Linked DNA regions of Mus musculus: region 2 is linked to region 1. Evidence: chromatin loops called from intact Hi-C (ENCODE). Cell type or tissue: heart. All regions are shown on one strand. Each heading gives the region's core, and the rest is flanking DNA. Links, peaks and the distances in the headings are about the cores only. Region 1 overlaps Tdrd7 (tudor domain containing 7). Region 2 overlaps Ccdc180 (coiled-coil domain containing 180).

Region 1 (9,177 bases), core at 668-8,667:
GAGAAGGAGCCTCAAGTTAAAAAATGTCTGCATCAGACTGGCCTGTAGTCTTGAGTAATGCCTGATGCAGACGGGCCCAGCCCCCTGGGTCTGTGGTCCTGGGTTCTATAAGAAAGCAGACTAAGCAAGCCCCGGGGAACAGCCAGGAAGCAACGCTTCTCTGTAGCCTGTGCTTCGGTTCCTGCCTTGCTTTCCTCTGGAGAGGGTTTTCCTCGGAAGTTTCTTTTTGGCCATGGTGTACAAAAGAGAATAGAAAGCAAACTAAGACATCAGGTTTTATATTGCTAAACATTTTATTCTAATATTATATTAATAATTCAAGTGCAATTTTTCTTTGAAAAGTCAACTGCATTAAACAAAACTTGTTAAATATCTTTCATCAAACAAAGCATATTCTTTTCAATCCTCCACAACAGTCAGAGCCATGTAGTAAAAATAAGATGTTTTAAGACCCTCCTACACATTTTGTATTATTGCTTTGAGAACAATCTCATTAGCGGTCAACATCTCAAGCAGTGATTAATTAACTTTCGAAAGCTCTAGCAGATACTGTGACATAAAGTCATGAATCCAGGTGTCAGTGTCGGGCAGCGACGTGTCTACGAGATAGAGCACCACTTTCCGGTCCCAAGGATTAGTGTGCTCAACAACTGTCTGCACCAACGCCACCAGGGCTTTCTTCTCCACGTGATTTCGAAACACCATCGAAGCCTCCTCCGACCACTGGCTGCACTTCACGCCTAGGAGAAGACAGGGGGTGAGGGGGCAGTGAGTGGCCACTCCTGCCTTTCTCTGAGCCACTGGGCGGGAGAACTGTTTAGTCAGTTACAAAGTACTTCAAGTATTCCAGGTTAGACCTGCCTACGGCAGAGAATAGCAGCCCAAAGCTCCTCAGCTCACAGCTTGTCTATCGTGAATAAAGGTGAGACTACCTGCAGACACATGTTCCCTTTGAGACGACCGTGCTGTGTATAAAGCAGGGTAGTGATGACCACACCCATTTCCTATACCTAAATTATAAAGTTTTAGAATTGAGATAGCTAGGGGAAAATGTCAGGACCAACACTGAATTAACAGAAAAGCGTGGTTATATGATCTATGTACACTGTCATTTCTTGCTTTTCTTTTTAAAAAGACTTATTTATTTTATCTATATGAGTACACTGTACCTGCCCTCAGACACACCAGAGGAGTGCATCAGATCCCCTTATAGATGGTTGTGAGCCACCATGTGGTTGCTGGGATTTGAACTCAGGACCTCTAGAAGAGCAGTCAGTGCTCTTAACCACTGAGCCATGTCTCCAGCCCCACACTGTCATTTCTTACAACAACAGAGAGCCATAGAGAAGAGCGCAATGTTTCATCTGAGCCCATGGATCCGAGGAATGCTCAGGCAGGTCTTACGCAGGCTCCCTCTTGCCTACAGCCATCCTGCTCCCCATAAGAGGGACTCCTGGGAGGAAGTGAAGCTCACAGTCTGGAGGCATAGGCTCACCCAGGACTCATGGTGGCACCTGGCTATGGGACTATAGACTCCCCAGTCCCAACCCCCTTACACGCTCACCACTGAGGGCCTGTTCAGAAATGCCTTTTACCAGTGCATCATGTTCACCTCCACCAAGTGACTCTAAAGGCCACGCCCACAGTCTGAAGAGACTGAGCAACCATTGGAATCAGCAGATAAGGCAGGAATGCTGGAGTGACCAGGCAGGAATTTAAAGTAACCCTGAGTGACAACTGAGGGCTTCAATGGAGGAGACAGGCTGCACATGAGAACAGAGGGAGGGTGGGATGCCACCCAGTGGGAAAGGGTTTGCTTGCCTATGTGCCCATGCTTGGCACCAAAGAGAAAAAATATGATTAATAGAAATATGGAAATTTTTAGAAAAGTGGAAAGAAAAAATTTAAATGCTGGGAACAAAACCAACAAAAGCGCTGAAAGAAGTCTGCTAAGCTCACTGGCCGGGCAGACGGGGCCAGGAAAGAGTCTCTGATCGCAAGCATGCAACAGGAGAAGCTTCTAAGACTGAAGCAGAGAGAAGGCTGGGGTGGTGGGACGGAGTCAGAACTGTGACAACTGGGACAGTGTGAGGGTCAGTGTAGTGGGAACGGGGAAGGGAGAGAGGGAAGGAGGCAAGGGGACAAACACTGCCAGTGAGCTGGGGACCTCCGGTCCGAGTCATACCACACACACACACACACACACACACACACACACACACACACACACAGAGCTCTGCACATCACACCCAACGTCAGAAAACCTAAAATCAGTGAAAGCTGGGGAAGAAGCCGAAGGAGGGGAAGCAGCTCAGGTGCAGTGGGACAGACTCTCAGACTTGCAGCCGCACTGCACCGCACCGCACTGCACTGGAGAGCCCAGGAATAAAGTGCGGCAGTGGAGAAGGAAAAAGCTCACAGCTACCCTGCCCAAGAAGCCCTCACAGTGCAGGGCCCAGTGCTTCGCAGGCACTGGGTTCATCTAGAGAGGCGGGATGTGGAGGGGCAGAAGAAAAGAAAAACAAAAGAGGAGGAGGAAGAACAGACTGTGGACAAGTAAAAACCGGGTGGAGTCTGCTGATAGGCTGCTTCGGAAGCAATGAGGAAGACCTTCAGAGGAAAAAGCAAACCCGGGTCTGAGGAGAGGAAGAGAGCGAACGCATCAGAGAAAGAGCCACAGAGTGACGAGGGGAAGTCACACTGTTCGCTTCTGAGGCTTGATTATGTCTCACTATGTAGCCCAAGTTGGCTTCAGACTCACAATCCTCCTGCCTCAGTCTCCCTAGTGCTGGAGTTACAGGCAAGTGCCCAGCCATTCTTATTTGTAACGGATCTAGCAGTAGAAAACAGTACATTCATATTATTAGCATCAAAGTAGCTGATTATGCAAATTAGTAATATATATGCAAATCAATGGCTTCAGTCAGAGTTGTCATGGAGGGGAGGAGGACGTAACTGTTTTCCCTAAGGACGAAGTTGTTTTATAAAGTCCATGACGTACTGCCACTAACTGCAATGGAGAATAACACTACTTACCATTAGCCTGGAAAGCTAGGACCCAGCTTGGTTGTAAAGAACCTACCAGGGTGTGCACTCCCAGCACGCAAGTGAAAGGCAGGTGTGCTGCACTCTCACAATTGCACCCTAGGGAGACACAGGCAGGTAGATGGAGCCCTGGAACTTGCTGGCTAGCCAGCTTAGGAACTCAGGCCCAGGTTCAGTGAGAGCTCATCTTAAGAAAAATAAGGTGGGCAGTGGTTGAGGAAGACAGCCGACATTGTCCTCTCATCAACACATTGAATACACACATCCAGTGAGAGGACCTTGACTCCAGATACCAGGTCCAGAGCAAAACAGGAGGATGCCTGGCATTGACCTCTGTTTTCAACAGGAACAAAAACAGGTATGGGCACCAGCATACCTGTATACACACACACATACACACACACACACACAGGGTAGGGGTAGCTCCAGCAGGACACACTAAACTCAACACTTGTTAGATCTACAGGTCTCATCCACTAACAGCAGATTATAATTTTTCTCAAGTTTTCATGGACTCATATTCTGGGACATAAAACACCTGAACAAATTCAAAACAACAAAAACCACACAATGTCTGGTCAAACCACAATGGAGATTAACAGAAAGCTAGCAAAAAAAAAAAAAAAAAAAAAAAAATCGCAGGACATCAAGAAGAAATAACACAATTCTAACTCACAGGCCAAAGAGTCCCCAAAGGGATTTCAAAATATTTGAGCTAAATGAAAATGAACACACAGCATTCACATCAGACAGTGTGGTGCACTGCAAGAGGGTGCTCAGGGGGAGATCTACAGCAGTGTGGGTTAGGACAGTAGAAAGCTCTGTGTGTGTGTGTGTGTGTGTGTGTGTGTGTGTGTGTGTGTGTGCGCGCGTGTGCACACTCTGAAGGCCCTGTCAAAACAGCAGGGACACTAGGCACCCATCCCTCAGAGAACCCTCTTGGCAGTGAGATGCCATATTTGACAGAACATGCTATTGGGTAAACTTGGGCATTCAAAGTGGAAATGAAGGAAAAGCTAGTATTGAATCTGAAGAAACTACTGCAAGCCCAGACTGACTAGTGGCCATGGCACAGACAAAGTGCTGTGTAAGTGCTGTTTGTGTTTTACATGCAACCGCCATGGGAAGCTGCTTTGAATCCTAGCAGTCAGGCACAGGGCAGAGGGCAAGGATCTCAGAATGATCTTGCACTAGAGGTTGGGCAACCAGCAGAGAATTCACATCCACCCTTGTCTGCACCTCGTCCCCCAACTGCCCCACATATGGGGTACAAAAGGCCAGGGCCTCAGGCAGCAGCGAAGGCATCAAGTGGCTCAAGGAGGCTGCAAGGCCACACTGTCCCAGCATGGCAGGACACTGAGGACCCAGAAGCACAGGTGTTCTGCTGGCCTCCATGCCTTTTGTTCAAACTGAGGGGGCCCAGTGGTCACTCATAGGGGAGCCACATCTGAACTGTCTCTCAAAGGGCAGAGGAAGACTTCATGAGGCAACATACAAAGCAGTGTCCAGTGTAGAGCCATTAAATAAGCATACCAAATGTCACTGTGTGGTGAAGTTACACATTTATAAGCTGTGCTATGATGCAAACAAGAAACTCACTAGCCCTTACACAATCTTGTGATTGTGTAGCAGTTACTAAGTTTAGAATTAAAAATAATTAATTTGTGCTTATTGGTTATTTAGGCTGAAAGTTTCTGTTACCTTTTGCTTGTTTTTATTACTGTTCAAACCAGGGAAATACTGGGTCAATGGAATGCTTTATGTTCATCAAAATAAGCTGCAGGAGGTAGGGGTATAGCTCAGGCTGTACTTAGCATTCCCACAAACGATGCGCGGTTCAATCTGCAGTTCTGGGGGTGGGGAAATGACAACTAGCCCATAGGATAATATAGTCCCCCAAACAGGGAGACTGTGAGTGAGGAAAACCAAGCAACATCGCTATCTATCCCAGGATTGCAGCTTTAGGAATTTATCAGGCAATGCAAACCAAGTCAAAAAGTGGGGGGGGGGGGGGGCAGGGGAACAGACTGGCCATGAAAATGATCACCGAGGACAGGATGCTGCTAGCATTAAAAAGCTGAAGCAACACACAGCAGGCTAACTAGTGACCCTGCACTCACTAAAAACCTAGCACCAAGCAGAGTGCAAGCCCCACTATAGCTGAGCCCCACTGCAGAAATTACCTGCCAGTTGAGCGGTGACCGCCTGGAAGGGCAGCTTTCGGAACACGTCCACTAGGGGCTGCACTTTCCTTATGTTGACGAGCTCATGCTTGCCGTAGTCCAGCTCGTACACAGACACCAGCCCATTGGTCAGGATTCCTTTTAAAAGTACCCTGTACCACCTACGGACACATTGGGTTACAAAGAGAAAAAACAGGCCAAGTCAGCACCCTTTCCAAAGGGAAACAAGCACTATATGCTACACACACACACACACTCACACACACACACACACACACACACACTCACACACACACACACACGCATACACACACACTCACACACACACATACACACACACACACATACACACACACACACACTCACACACACACACACACGCATACACACATACACACACACACACACACACGCACACACACACACACTCACACACACACACACACACACGCATACACACACACTCACGCACACACACACACTCACACACACACACACGCACACACACTCACACGCACACGCATACACACACACTCACACACACACACACACTCACACACACACACATGCACACACACACACACTCACACACACACACACACACACACACACACAAATGAGCCATGGAAGTTTGGAAGCAACTGTGGCTGCTTCTCCCCAGAGGTTAGCACTGCCTGCTGTGGCCCTGGATCCTCTCTGATACAGGCTGGAGTTTTACAGGCCTCATGGGGCTACGCAAAGGCAGTGGCTCTTGCACTGTCACTCTCTTTAGGCTGAAACAGATGCCATGGGGGTGGTCAGGACAAGGCAAGGGATCCCTCACTCTGTGGAGACACAAGATGGCCACATCTGATGTATGGTCTATGTCTGCACGATGAAAAGAGAGTCGCAGGTAGGATGAGGGGAAGCCAGAGAGCTGCTTAAGAGCAGGGAAAAGCTGAGGGGACATGATGGTTGCAGGGGCAGATATGCCAGGGAGGCCAGAGTGAGGACTTGTGAAGGCAGAGGACTCGGTGGCTGTTTGGGGAAGAGATCAAAAGTTCTGAACAAAACATTATTTTTGGGTATCCTCCTTTGGAGCCCCTCCCATTCTCAGTTCTCTCTTCTCCTTAACAAATGTGTTTTCTCTCTGTTTGACATGGACTGGACCTCAGGTGGCAGGACCAAGCATTCTCTGCAATGAGTTTATCAGCCAGAAACCTGAAGCAAGCCCAGGGTGAAACAGCTAGTAGCTTACAACGAGGCCAGTTTTAATCCCTGTATGTGACTGAGGGCTTCTAAGGAACACAGGAACCTTGGTCTAAGATGCAGTAAGCAAGAATGTATGTATCTCACAGACAACTGGGATACAGAAAGGATTCATGACAAACAGCTGGGGGTTGGGAGCCAAGCACACAGGAACGGAAATCGCCCTGGCCCATAGCCCTGCAGTGTCACACTGGCCTGAGCCTCAGCTGTCTCCTGTGTAACGGTTTACTTTTTGTTTCCAAGTGTCTAGCTCGATACTTGGCGTTACAATAGGCATTTAAAAGTGCCAGCCACCATTTGCAGATAACTCAGTGAAAACTGCAGACCAGACTGGAGGGGATTTTTCCTGGTAGAGATGCCAGGCTGCAGGCTGCAGGTTGCTCAAAGGGGTACAATAAATACACTTGGTCTCTACCCACAGCATCATCAGTGAGCTACAGGGGGCCAGGGATGGCGCTCTGTGTCTCCAGTCCACTGAGTACAGAGGAATAAAAAGAGCACTGCAGAAAACGGGTGTATTTCTGCTCAGCTGAACTTCTGAAGCCCGGTGATTACTACACAGAGGCTCAGACTGGACTAGATATCAACTCCAGAGCAGTCATAACCCAGAGTGTTAAAAAACGCAGATGCTGGGCCTTTTCCTGAGGGTTAGACTCAGGGGCTGGGTAAGAAAGGAGGATAGGGCTTTAATGTGTTTCCAAGTGCTTCTCACTAAGAGATTTGGAGACCATGACAATTTAAAAACCGTATCGAATTCCTATGCATTAGCTTGCCATAGCTGGGAATAAAGTTCAACAGTTGAGAGTCTTAAGTAAGATAGAAGCTCTTTAAACACTTAACACTGGTTAACGCATAAAAATAAAAAAATCATTAATATTATCTTATCTATAAAATATCCATTATCCATGAACAGCTAGCTGGTTAAAGCTCCGGAGTGCGGGTGCAGAGCTGCCCCGGTTGTATGCTGGAGAGCCGGAGGGGCAACTCTTCCTCTCCTGGCTGGCCGAGCCAACACCAACATCACTCATCCACCCTCTGATGCCATCTGCATGAGAACTAAGTTACCTGGGAAGACTGATTAAGACAGACTCATACAAACTGAGTGTCAACCCTACTTACGCTTACTTGTAGTGAATGAAGTGACACAATGAATTATACAGTGAAAAGCTCATGACACAGGCTCATGATTTTCAAAATGAGCACTATTATTCTTTTCCACATTTTAAGAGTTAAAAATTGTTTTTTTCTCTCATAAAAATGACATTTTTATATATGCATATATGTTGACTATCTTAAGAAAGGAAGTATTTTGTGTAAAAAAAATTAACATTGTGACCTTTTTTAAACTCTGTGTGTGTGTGTGTTGGGGGAGTGATGGAGGGAAAACAGGGTGGGGATTTGTGTTCAGCATTAAGAAGCTCATCTTCTCTCGGCTGGCTCTTCATTTCCTAAGCCCCAGTGGCATGTGTAGTGTGAAGTGGGGGGGCTTGTGCTCCACTGGGGCAGATCCTGTACCAGGGCACAGGTGCGGGGAACAATCAATGCACGCCACTCCCTAAAATGGTGCTCACAATTGCCAGGAAGCAACCCCAGTGTGTGCTGGGAATCTGCATCTTTCAACTAACAGTTTCTTTCCAGAGACTCTTACTGAATAACCAGAGGTGGAAGCAATGGTTTATTCTTTATAATATTGACTATTATTATTTATAATACTCAAAAGACCTGGGAGAATCTACCTAAGTAAAAAAATGCTAATTTTGCTTTCCCCTTAAGACAGATAATCACTCAGCCACAAACTGTTTCTGAGGAATTTTTAGCACAGACTACTAGAGTTTTTGAAAAGCAAGTACAACTTTATAACAGCATATCAATGATACAGATATACAGACCAAACTGGAAAGATTACAGAAGTAGCTAAAAAATGCTATGTTTGGGAGCTAGTTTTAGTTTCTAATGTTTTTTTTCTCCTCTAAGTTTTCCACAATAAACATTTAATTTAAAAAAAACTTCATTTTATGTATGTAACACTAACTTTTTTTTTTTCTTTTTTCTTTTTTTGTTTTTTTGAGACAGGGTTTCTCTGTATAGCCCTGACTGTCCTGGAACTCACTTTGTAGACCAGGCTGGCCTCAAACTCAGAAATCCACCTGCCTCTGCCTCCCGAGTGCTGGGATTAAAGGCATGCGCCACCACGCCCGGCTAATGTAACACTAACTTTTAACATGAAAATGGTTAGTACATTTTTACATGTATTTCTTTAAACATCACAAAATTTGCACAATTTTCTAAATCCATTTTTCATTCAAAATTCTCATTTGTTCAGGCCAAATCTCGCTGGACACATTAAGGACCCTCATGAGCTCTATACTCTTAGAAGAACAAGCTCTGCCCAGGACATACTTATTCTCCACTTTGGCTGCGTACACTTGGTCTCGCTCCACCGCTATGTGGCGCTCCTCGGACACGCTGTAGTACAGGATCATCTCTTCCATCAGCACTTCTAGCTTATGGATCTCCTGCCAGGGCTGGATGACAAAATGGCCTGGGTGACAGGCCACAGGCACATACACATCCATGTGTTCCCCTGACCTTGACAGGTGGACAGGAGGGGGCAGTTCCTCCAAGGAGAAAGAGCTGGTATGGTCCAGGACAGACTTCTTGATAACCTCTGGGTGGCTCTTTCTGAGACTCTCTGCAGGGC
Region 2 (9,177 bases), core at 823-8,822, 88 kb after region 1:
ATGTCCTGAGAACAACTAGAAGACCTCCTACTTCCAACAGAGGTGAGCACCCATAGTAAGAAAGAGGAGCCAGAGGGACCCCATCCATGGGAGAGGCCTCAGTGGAGAACCCCAGGCCCTGGCTTCAAATTCCCTGGATGGCCTGACTGGATGCTGTCAGCATCTGATGCCTCTGTCTGTCGGATGCTGTCAGCACCTGATGCCTCTATCTGTTGCTCTGCTTTTGTACCTGGCGTGGTAACTGGCCTGGTAGAAGCAGAGAGCTTCTAGAGCCACACTGCCTGTCAGCCTGTCTCTCAACCAGTTGAAACAGTGGACCCCAAGTAATAGGAAAATCTTAGAAATCTCATTCTGGGAGAAGGAAAAGGCCTCCGCCAGCGAGGAGCATGTCTCCTGGACAGAGATTTTGTGCAGTCCTGAGAACTTAGACCGCCAGTGGTGGGCTGGGGACCACTTTTACCTGGCGTGGGGAGAGGTGCACACACTTGGCCTTTTATTTAAACTTCAACCCCAACTCAGGGCCCTGAAGATGGATTTGGGGCTTTGCAGGATCTCTTTGTCCCTTTTCTGAGCAAATCTCCTTTTTCTGCTTTTCACTTAGTTTAGTGGCTGACTGAGGACAGGAGGCAAGATCTGACTTGGGGGAACAGATTGTAACTTCCAAGTTTGGTAACGGAAGCCTCAGCTGAGGAGATGCCCTGCCCTGTCCAGGATCACCCATCAGAAGCTCCAGATGAGTGCCTCAGTGGGGCTTCCCCAGCTGGATGTTTTGAGCTCTGTGTGATGATGTTTTGCTATCTGTCTATTGAACTACCTGCAAGCTGCTATTTACCTTGCTACTTTGGCTTGGTATATACTCAAAGCTATGAGTGTGGCTATTGTACATCATTCTGGGGCCAGAACACCGCTCACTGAAGAAAATGCTTTCACCCTGACTGAGGGACAGCAGACACCCCTAAGCCCCAACCCCCGTACGCCTTGTGACCCCTTAGGGCCACGGCCTGAGGCTGATGTGCCACGTACGTGGGACCTGGATGTCATCTATGGTAATCACTTCATCCAGCTGCATCAGAAACCTCTCTGTGAAGGAGGCCAAATTTGATATGAAGAAGCGGGCATACTTCTTGGCAAATTCCTGGAAGAAACAGAGTGAAAATGGACTTCAGAAACAAGCCACTACCAGGCTAGCAGGAGGTGGGTAGAACGACTCCAGGGAGAGCCAACGGGTGAGGCAACCCCAACATCGTGTGAACAGCTGCACTGGTCCTTGGAGCCCAGAGATCTCTCCCAACATCTGATCTGGTTTGAAACTAAGAAAGGATTCGGAGGAGTTAGAGAAACATCCCAGTGGGTTAAGTACTCGCCATCAAAGCATGAAAACCTGAGTTCAATTCCCACACTCACAAAAAGAGCTGGGTACGATGGTATGTGCCCCCACAAATCCCAGCACTGGGGAAGCAGAGACAGGGTTCCTGCGGCTCTCTGGCCTAGTCTAGAGTCCAGGTTTAGTGAGAGACCTTGTCTCATAAAGCAGGGTGACTGTTCTTGAAGAACAACACCCTCCACTGACATCAGCCTTCCATATGGACATGCATGTGTTCACATGGATGTCCCCCTACCATACACACACACACACACACACACACACACACACACGAACACACACACATGAACACACACACAAACACACACACACCACACACACACACATATGTGAACACACACACAAACACACACATGAACACACACACACATATGAACACACACACATATGTGAACACACACACCACACACACATGTGAACACACACACACGAACACACACCACACACACATATGTGAACACACACACGAACACACACACGTGAACACACACACACACGTGAACTCACACACACACGAACACATACCCACACACTTCAGAAATGGCCAAGGTACAAACACAGAGAACTCACCAAACAGAAAATAAAAGTAGGTATGGATCTTGAAGAAAACAGTCATTACTAGTTTTTGTAAATAATTTAAAATCAAAGTACGGCCAAGTGTGGTGTCCCTTGCCTTTAATCCTAGCACTTGGGAGGCACTCTGTGAGTTCTAGGCCAGCCTGGTCTACTTGGCAAGTTCTAGGACGGCCAGGACTTATAGAGAGAGTCCCTGTCTCAAACAAACACACGATCGGGTACTAACCATCAGGCCTAGCTCTCTGAAGGGCGGCATGGCCCTGAGCACCTGGGGTGGAGACCGAATGGCAACCCTCACCTCCATCTTCTCCTGGTTCTCGTGGATCATCCGGTTCAGCTCCTGCTGCCTCAGCTCCTCCGCCATTTGTAGTGACTCCATTTGACTGATGTATGTGGGGTGGCCAAGATTTGGATGGAGCTTCCGAGCATTTTCATCCTTCAATCAAACAAGGCAGAAATGAGCAGAGATTTCGACCCAGACTTGAAATCAGGACGGATGTCGTCTGTCAGCTAGGGCCACATGCAGACAGGTATGTCCTATGAGTGTGATCTGAGTGTGGGAAGGTAGGAGTGTGGTTGGTACTCAGAGGGTTGGAAAGCAGGGGAGCTGAGTACCTGCTCCAGCACCATCTGGACCTTTAGACAATAAACAGCACCAATCATATCCCACCGCACCAAGGAAAACGGTCCAACTGTTGTTGATATCAATGACCGAGGCCCTATCAAAGATTTCACATACGGCCCAGAGTTTGGGGAGTGCCTTCTGCCGATGAGTGTTGGCTTAGCTACGAATTTGCCAGCATCCCTGTCCCCAGCAGCCTTGCTCGTGACCTGTCTCCAATCTCAACTCCCTGCACCCCTGGCCCTGTGACCTTCACCTTCTCCAGCTCTAGCTGCTTCTGCTGCTGCTCAAACTGCTCCTGGACCTCCTTCAGAGATGCGCAAAACTTGCCCCAGTGCTGTTCCTTGTAGTTCTCCGTCACCAGCCAGCACACCTGGGGCAGCAGCTCCTCAAACCTCCTCACCTGGGCACGCAACTCTGCAGGAATCGAGGGGAGGGATCAGGGATGGACAGGGGAGATGGAAGTTGCTGCGGCCATGTCTCTAACAAAGGGAGAAAACATGGGTCTCTGGTGGGATAAGACCTATTCCAACCAAAGGAGCTCCGCAGGCAGGCCAAGATAGGAAATTCAGAGGGATTCTCTGTGTGCTTAAAATGTGTTGTGTGTATCGTCATGGGCAAGTTCCCATCTATGACCTCTTCAGGCACTGCCTTGACCTTGTCTCCCTCTCCTGCACCTCCGGATGACACGTGCTGAGACCTACTCTTTCACGCCTGACTCTTTACTTCTCAGGTCTTCATCTCCCTGTCTTGCTGGATAGTTCCCCTCTGCATCTGCCCTCCAGCTCACTAACTCCACATTCAGCTACGCATCACCTGGGCGAACACCCATTCATCATTTTAAGTTGTCAGCTCTTGATGTTTCCTTTTTAGAAGTTCTACTTCGTTCTCTTTGGTATCAAATCTGTCATTTTTGTAGGATCTTCATCCTTGCGTTTCCAATGTCCTCTTTCCTCTCGCTACAAGCGCATCATCTTGTATCCTGTGCCTGGTGTTTCACTCCTGACCCCTCCCACTTCCTCTCTCCTGCTCTTCCCCCTCCATCCCCTTCTACCTCTTTTAAAATTCTTCCTCCAGTCTTACTGTGTAGCCCAGGCTAGCCTTGACTTTGAAACCCTGCCTTCCCGGTGCTGGAATCAAAACTGTGTACTACCACGCACAACTAGCTGTCTCTGGTGTTCCTTCGGGGTCTGAGATCTTCTTGTTCTGTGCCTCTGGCTCCGAGTGCTTTGCAATCACAGGGAGAACTTTGGGAACTTCATCTGTGGGAGCTTGAGGGCGGAGGCAAAGGCAGGGAGAGCCCTGTGTAGTCTCAGCTTCACTCGGAACATCCCACACTGGATGGTCTTGGCATGTGTCTCCTATTCCCAATGCCCTGACTATGGAAGAGGAGGCTCCGGGTCCCATGGGTGTCAGGCAGCAGTCGGGGTCTCTGCTCTGTTTATCATAGTTCCTATTCCCATTTGATTTTTGGCTTTTGTGTGTCTCATACTTACAACACTTTAAAATATTGTATGCCCCAAATACCATACTTTATACCAAAAATCTGATGATTTCTATGTCCTCAATAGGATACAGAGAGGGTGCTGGGCTGCTGCAAAAAAGGGGACAGAAGTTTCCACCAGCAGATTAGACATCTACAAGAGGAACACAGTCCATGGTACTTCCCAAGAACACCTGGCCTCAGTGCCTTTACTTCGGGGATAACCATAGAGATTGGGCTCCCTCAGAGCTTGCTGGAAGATGTAGTCTATGGCTTGGATTTTACCTATTCTACAGTCACGGGCTATGTCCGGTCATTCTCTGTGAGGGGTTAATCACCAAAGAAGCCTTCCTTGGCTTACAGACAAGAAAACGGAGGCTCAGAGAGGTAGAATCACCTTGCCAAAGTTGCACAGCTGGCAGATAACAGGCCTGAGTTTTGACCCCAGGTCTGGGTGCCTCCTGATCCCCCCATCTCCGACATACCTCCCCCTGCTACCTCTGAAATCATACTGTAGAGATCAAGAAAGTGAGATCGATATGCCCAGAGGTATCAAACAACCCACAGCATGCCTCAAAACATTCCATAAAACTAAAGAAGACAGTCAGAAAGGGCCACACGAATCCATTCTCAAGGAATTACAGACAGCTGCTTGGGTCTGGGAGGGGATAGGTTGATGGGGGTTAACATTGACAGCAATGACAGTCCTCCAACTCTAGAAATGAACTGAAAGCCACTGAACATACACTTCATGGGTGAACAGAAACAAAGTGGAAAACCAACAATGTTCCTGAAAAAACAATGAAACTCTAGCCTTTTTCCTTGTTTCTTTTCTTTCTTTCTTTCTTTTCTTTCTTTCCTTCCTTCCTTCTTTCCTTTCTTCCTTCCTTCCTTCCTTCCTTTCTTTCTTTCTTTCTTTTCTTTCTTTCCTTCCTTCCTTTTTTCCTTCCTTCCTTTCTTTTCTTTCTCTCTCTCTCTTTCTTTCTTTTCTTTCTTTCCTTTCCTTCCTTCCTTCCTTCCTTCCTTCTTTCCTTTCTTTCTTTCTTTCTTTCTTTCTTTTCTTTTCTTTTCTTTTTTTCTTTCTTCCTTCCTTCCTTTCTTTTCTTTCTCTCTTTCTTTCTTTCTTTCTTTCTTTCTTTCTTTCTTTCTTTCTTTCTTTCTTTCTTTCTTTTCAACTCACTTAAAGTTAACAGTGGCGTTCTCTTAACTCCAAGAGGTTGACTTTTTACAGGGCTATTCCTGACTCCTCTGAGTCAGAGGGGAAGGTGGGCTCAGGCCCACCCTGGGTTCCCCGCCATAACTACTCCAATGCTCCCTCTGCTGGCCTCCCGGCATAACTGCACTTACCCAGAAGGCAGGAGTTGTGGTACTCGTCCGCCTGACGGTGATATTCTAGGATCTTCCTGCTGATGTGGTCGGCGCACTGGTCAAAGCTCTCATACATGCATTCAGGCCTTGTGACTGGGCGTTTCTCTTTACGGTAAAAATCCTGCCAGAGAGAGGTGACCATGTGTGGCCCCATTGGTCTATCCTGATCCACACCTCTGAGTCTTTATGTACTCGCCCTCTGCTGGCGTGACCTTCTCTGTGTGCTAGGCCCACCTAGCGTGGCTACAAACAGATTACGTTGAATTCCTGAATGAGTGGATAGCAAACCCCTACCTAACTCTAGAGACCCGAGTCCATAGCGTTTCAAACTGGAACAACGCTGTGTGTTCACTAGAAAGCAACAGGATGTGACCACAAAGACAGATGAGCCCTGCCTGGCAGAACCCAGCCCGTGGGGGCCCTTGGGGGCAAGGTTGGGTTTGTTCCTCTTGGCATATTCTTTAACTGACACACAAACTTTGTCCAAGAATGTTTGCTGGCAGCTTAAGTAAATGAATAAATGCCACACTGATGAACGATGTTTAGTGTGCAAGAGGGAAAGTTAAGCTGGGCAGTGGTGGCGCATGCCTTTAATCCCAGCACTTGGGAGGCAGAGGCAGGCAGATTTCTGAGTTCAAGGCCAGCCTGGTCTACAAAGTGAGTTCCAGGACAGCCAGGGCTACGCAGAGAAACCCTGTCTCGAAAAAACCAAAATAAATAAATAAATAAATAAATAGACAAACAAACAAACCAAGAGGAGAAAAAGTTAAAAACAAAACAAAAATAACAAATCAAACAGACAACAGGTTCAAGGTCCTGAACTGGAATCGTAGAGTGGCCTGCTCAACAGACTGCATGGGGGTAGGGGTGGAGAGGGCTGGAGGGGGCTTCCAGGATAGGCCAGGGCCTGAGGGCAGTGGCTCTCACCTCCACCACGACCATCAGGTGCTCATTGCTCTCCCACAGGAGATTCAGGATGATGCCTTTAAAATCCCTGCAACACCAACAAGGCAGATCTGTGAGTCATCTCTTCTGCATGCACCGAGGTAGACAAAACCAAGCAACAGAGTATGTGAAGTGTTCAATTCTAACCCTGTCACTCATCGTAACTATGGAATACTGCCCTTTGAACAGCACAATCCTCATTTATCCTTTGTTCCTTTTCTTCCTCAGTTCCTAACTCTGCCTGATTCTGATACTCAGCTCATCTGACGCACTCTGATCGGCGGTTTGGGGATTGATTGGTTTGACTGGCTGATTAATCTCTCTGTCTCTTTTAGCAGACTGTAAAATCTACCAAGGACTTAAGACACTGATTGGGAGATTATAAGACAGACATATGTCTGGTCCCGGAGTTTCCTGCATGAGGTCAGAATGTGTGGATGGCTACAAAAATGAAACTTAACCTTAACTAATCAGAAATAGCTAGTGGACCTCTAACTAGGGATTTTGCACAGTAGCTAATCAAACACTTCCTTCTTGCTTCTGTAAAGATGAACACGTTTCCCCTGAGTGCCTGCTCCATGGAGCTCTCGACCACACACAGTCCCCACTTATGAGTGCCTATCTGCACCAATCAACTTGGTGGAAGCATCTTAGTGTGCCCAAGTTCTAACCCTGGATATAGAGTGACGTTGAATATGCTTGGCCCAGGAGCAGCACTATTAGGAGGTGTGGCCTTGTTGGAGGAAGTGTGTCACTGGGGGTGGAGGGCTGGCTTTGAGGGACATTCCTCCTGGCTGCCTGGGAGCCAGTCTTCTTCTGTTTGCCTTCAGATGAAGATGTAGAACTCTCAGCTCCTCCTGCACCATGCCTGCCTGGATGCTGCCATGCTCCTGCCTTGATGATAATGGACTGAACCTCTGAACCTATAAGCCAGCCCCAATTAATGTTGTCCTTATAAGAGTTGCCTTGGTCATGGTGTCTGTTCACAGAAGTAAAACACTAAGACAGGAGTGGTATTCATCAGAGGCCCTGGTGGCCTGGTGGCCCCTGCACTGGTTGGTCCCCTGTACTCACTGAGAAAAGAACAAACTGGTCGTGATAGACCACACCTATAATTCCAGCAGGAGGCAAAGACAGGAGTATGAGACTACAAGGTCAAGGTCAGCTGTGGCTACCTTTGGGTTCCAGGCCAGCTTGAACTACTGAAATCTTGTCTAAAAACAATAACAATTTGAGGAAGAGAGAGAGAGAGAGAGAGAGAGAGAGAGAGAGAGAGAGAGAGAGAGAGAGATTGTGAACAGTAAGCCAAAGCTAGAGAGAGGGCTCCCGGGTAAAAGTGATTGCAGAGAAAGCCCGAGACCTGATCCCATGATCCCACAATCCCATGTAGGGAAACAAAAAGCCAGATGAAGTGCCAGGCTATAACCCCAGCATTCCTATCATGAGATGGGAGGAAGTGACGGGACACAGCAGAAACAAGATGAGAGACCCTGCCAAAGAAGGCAGGAAAGAACCAACTCCTGAAACTTGTTCTCTGACTTACACATACACACACACACACACACACACACACACACACACACTCGGTGGCACACGCGGTGAAATACACGGGCCCACATTCACAACCACTCTCTAGTACTACTAATAAAAGGAACTCCACATAAAACCGGAGACACTGAAACTTATAGAGGAGAAAGTAGGGAAAAGCCTCGAAGATATGGGTACAGGGGAAAAATTCCTGAATAGAACAGCAATGGCTTGTGCTGTAAGATCGAGAATCGATAAATGGGACCTCATAAAATTGCAAAGCTTCTGCAAGGCAAAAGACACCGTCAATAAGACAAAAAGACCACCAACAGATTGGGAAAGGATCTTTACCTATTCCAAATTGGATAGGGGGCTAATATCCAATATATATAAAGAACTCAAGAAGGTGGGCTCCAGAAAATCAAATAACCCCATTAAAAATGGGGCTCAGAGCTGAACAAAGAATTCTCACCTGAGGAATACCAAATGGCTGATAAGCACCCGAAAAAATGTTCAACATCCTTAATCATCAGGGAAATGCAAATCAAAACAACCCTGAGATTCCACCTCACACCAGTCAGAATGGCTAAGATCAAAAATTCAGGTAACAGCAGATGCTGGCGAGGATGTGGAGAAAGAGGAACACTCCTCCATTGTTGGTGGGATTGCAAGCTTGTACAACCACTCCGAAAATCAGTCTGGTGATTCCTCAGAAAATTGGACATAGTACTACCGGAGGATCCCGCAATACCTCTCCTGGGCATATATCCAGAAGATGTCCCAACCGGTAAGAAGGACACATGCTCCACTATGTTCATAGCAGCCTTATTTATAATAGCCAGAAGCTGGAAAGAACCCAGATGCCCCTCAACAGAGGAATGGATACAAAAAATGTGGTACATTTACACAATGGAGTACTACTCAGCTATTAAAAAGAATGAATTTATGAAATTCCTAGGCAAATGGATGGACCTGGAGGGCATCATCCTGAGTGAGGTAACCCAATCACAAAGGAACTCGCACAATATGTACTCACTGATAAGTGGATATTAGCCCAGAAACTTAGGATACACAAGATATAAGATACAATTTGCTAAACGCATGAAACTCAAGAAGAACGAAGACCAAAGTGTGGACACTTTGCCCCTTCCTAGAAATGGGAACAAAACACCCATGGAAGGAGTTACAGAGACAAAATTTGGAGCTGTGACGAAAGGATGGACCATCTAGTGATTGCCATATCCAGGGATCCATCCCATAATCAGCTTCCAA

The links. Hi-C counts contacts between places; a loop is a spot of excess contacts. Peaks named below come from ENCODE experiments on the same cell type or tissue, not always from the same donor. Only the 100,000 strongest peaks of a DNase experiment are listed, where the experiment ranks them.
Region 2: a loop joins it to region 1, with 5 times the contacts of the local background. A loop is called at or near these places in 9 of 42 quality-filtered maps.

What each region holds. Positions count from the first base shown.
Region 1 is chr4:46,025,859-46,035,035 of GRCm38, reverse strand. It overlaps Tdrd7 (tudor domain containing 7), which reads right to left. Exons shown (of 17, transcript NM_146142.2): 15 at 8,877-9,177; 16 at 5,229-5,389; 17 at 271-740. The coding sequence ends at 520. Among named protein-coding and RNA genes, the nearest start is that of Tmod1, 8.8 kb to the left of the region's middle. In heart, for the core only: CTCF peaks have their summits at 1,809 (motif pointing left) and 5,266; DNase peaks (open chromatin) are centred at 1,615, 5,265, 6,055 and 6,635; H3K4me3 peaks cover 1,041 bases; H3K27ac peaks cover 3,670 bases.
Region 2 is chr4:45,938,160-45,947,336 of GRCm38, reverse strand. It overlaps Ccdc180 (coiled-coil domain containing 180), which reads right to left. Exons shown (of 38, transcript NM_198660.2): 31 at 6,361-6,427; 32 at 5,413-5,554; 33 at 2,839-2,999; 34 at 2,259-2,396; 35 at 1,024-1,135. Among named protein-coding and RNA genes, the nearest start is that of Tdrd7, 30 kb to the left of the region's middle. In heart, for the core only: a CTCF peak has its summit at 5,411 (motif pointing left); a DNase peak (open chromatin) is centred at 5,386; H3K4me3 peaks cover 221 bases.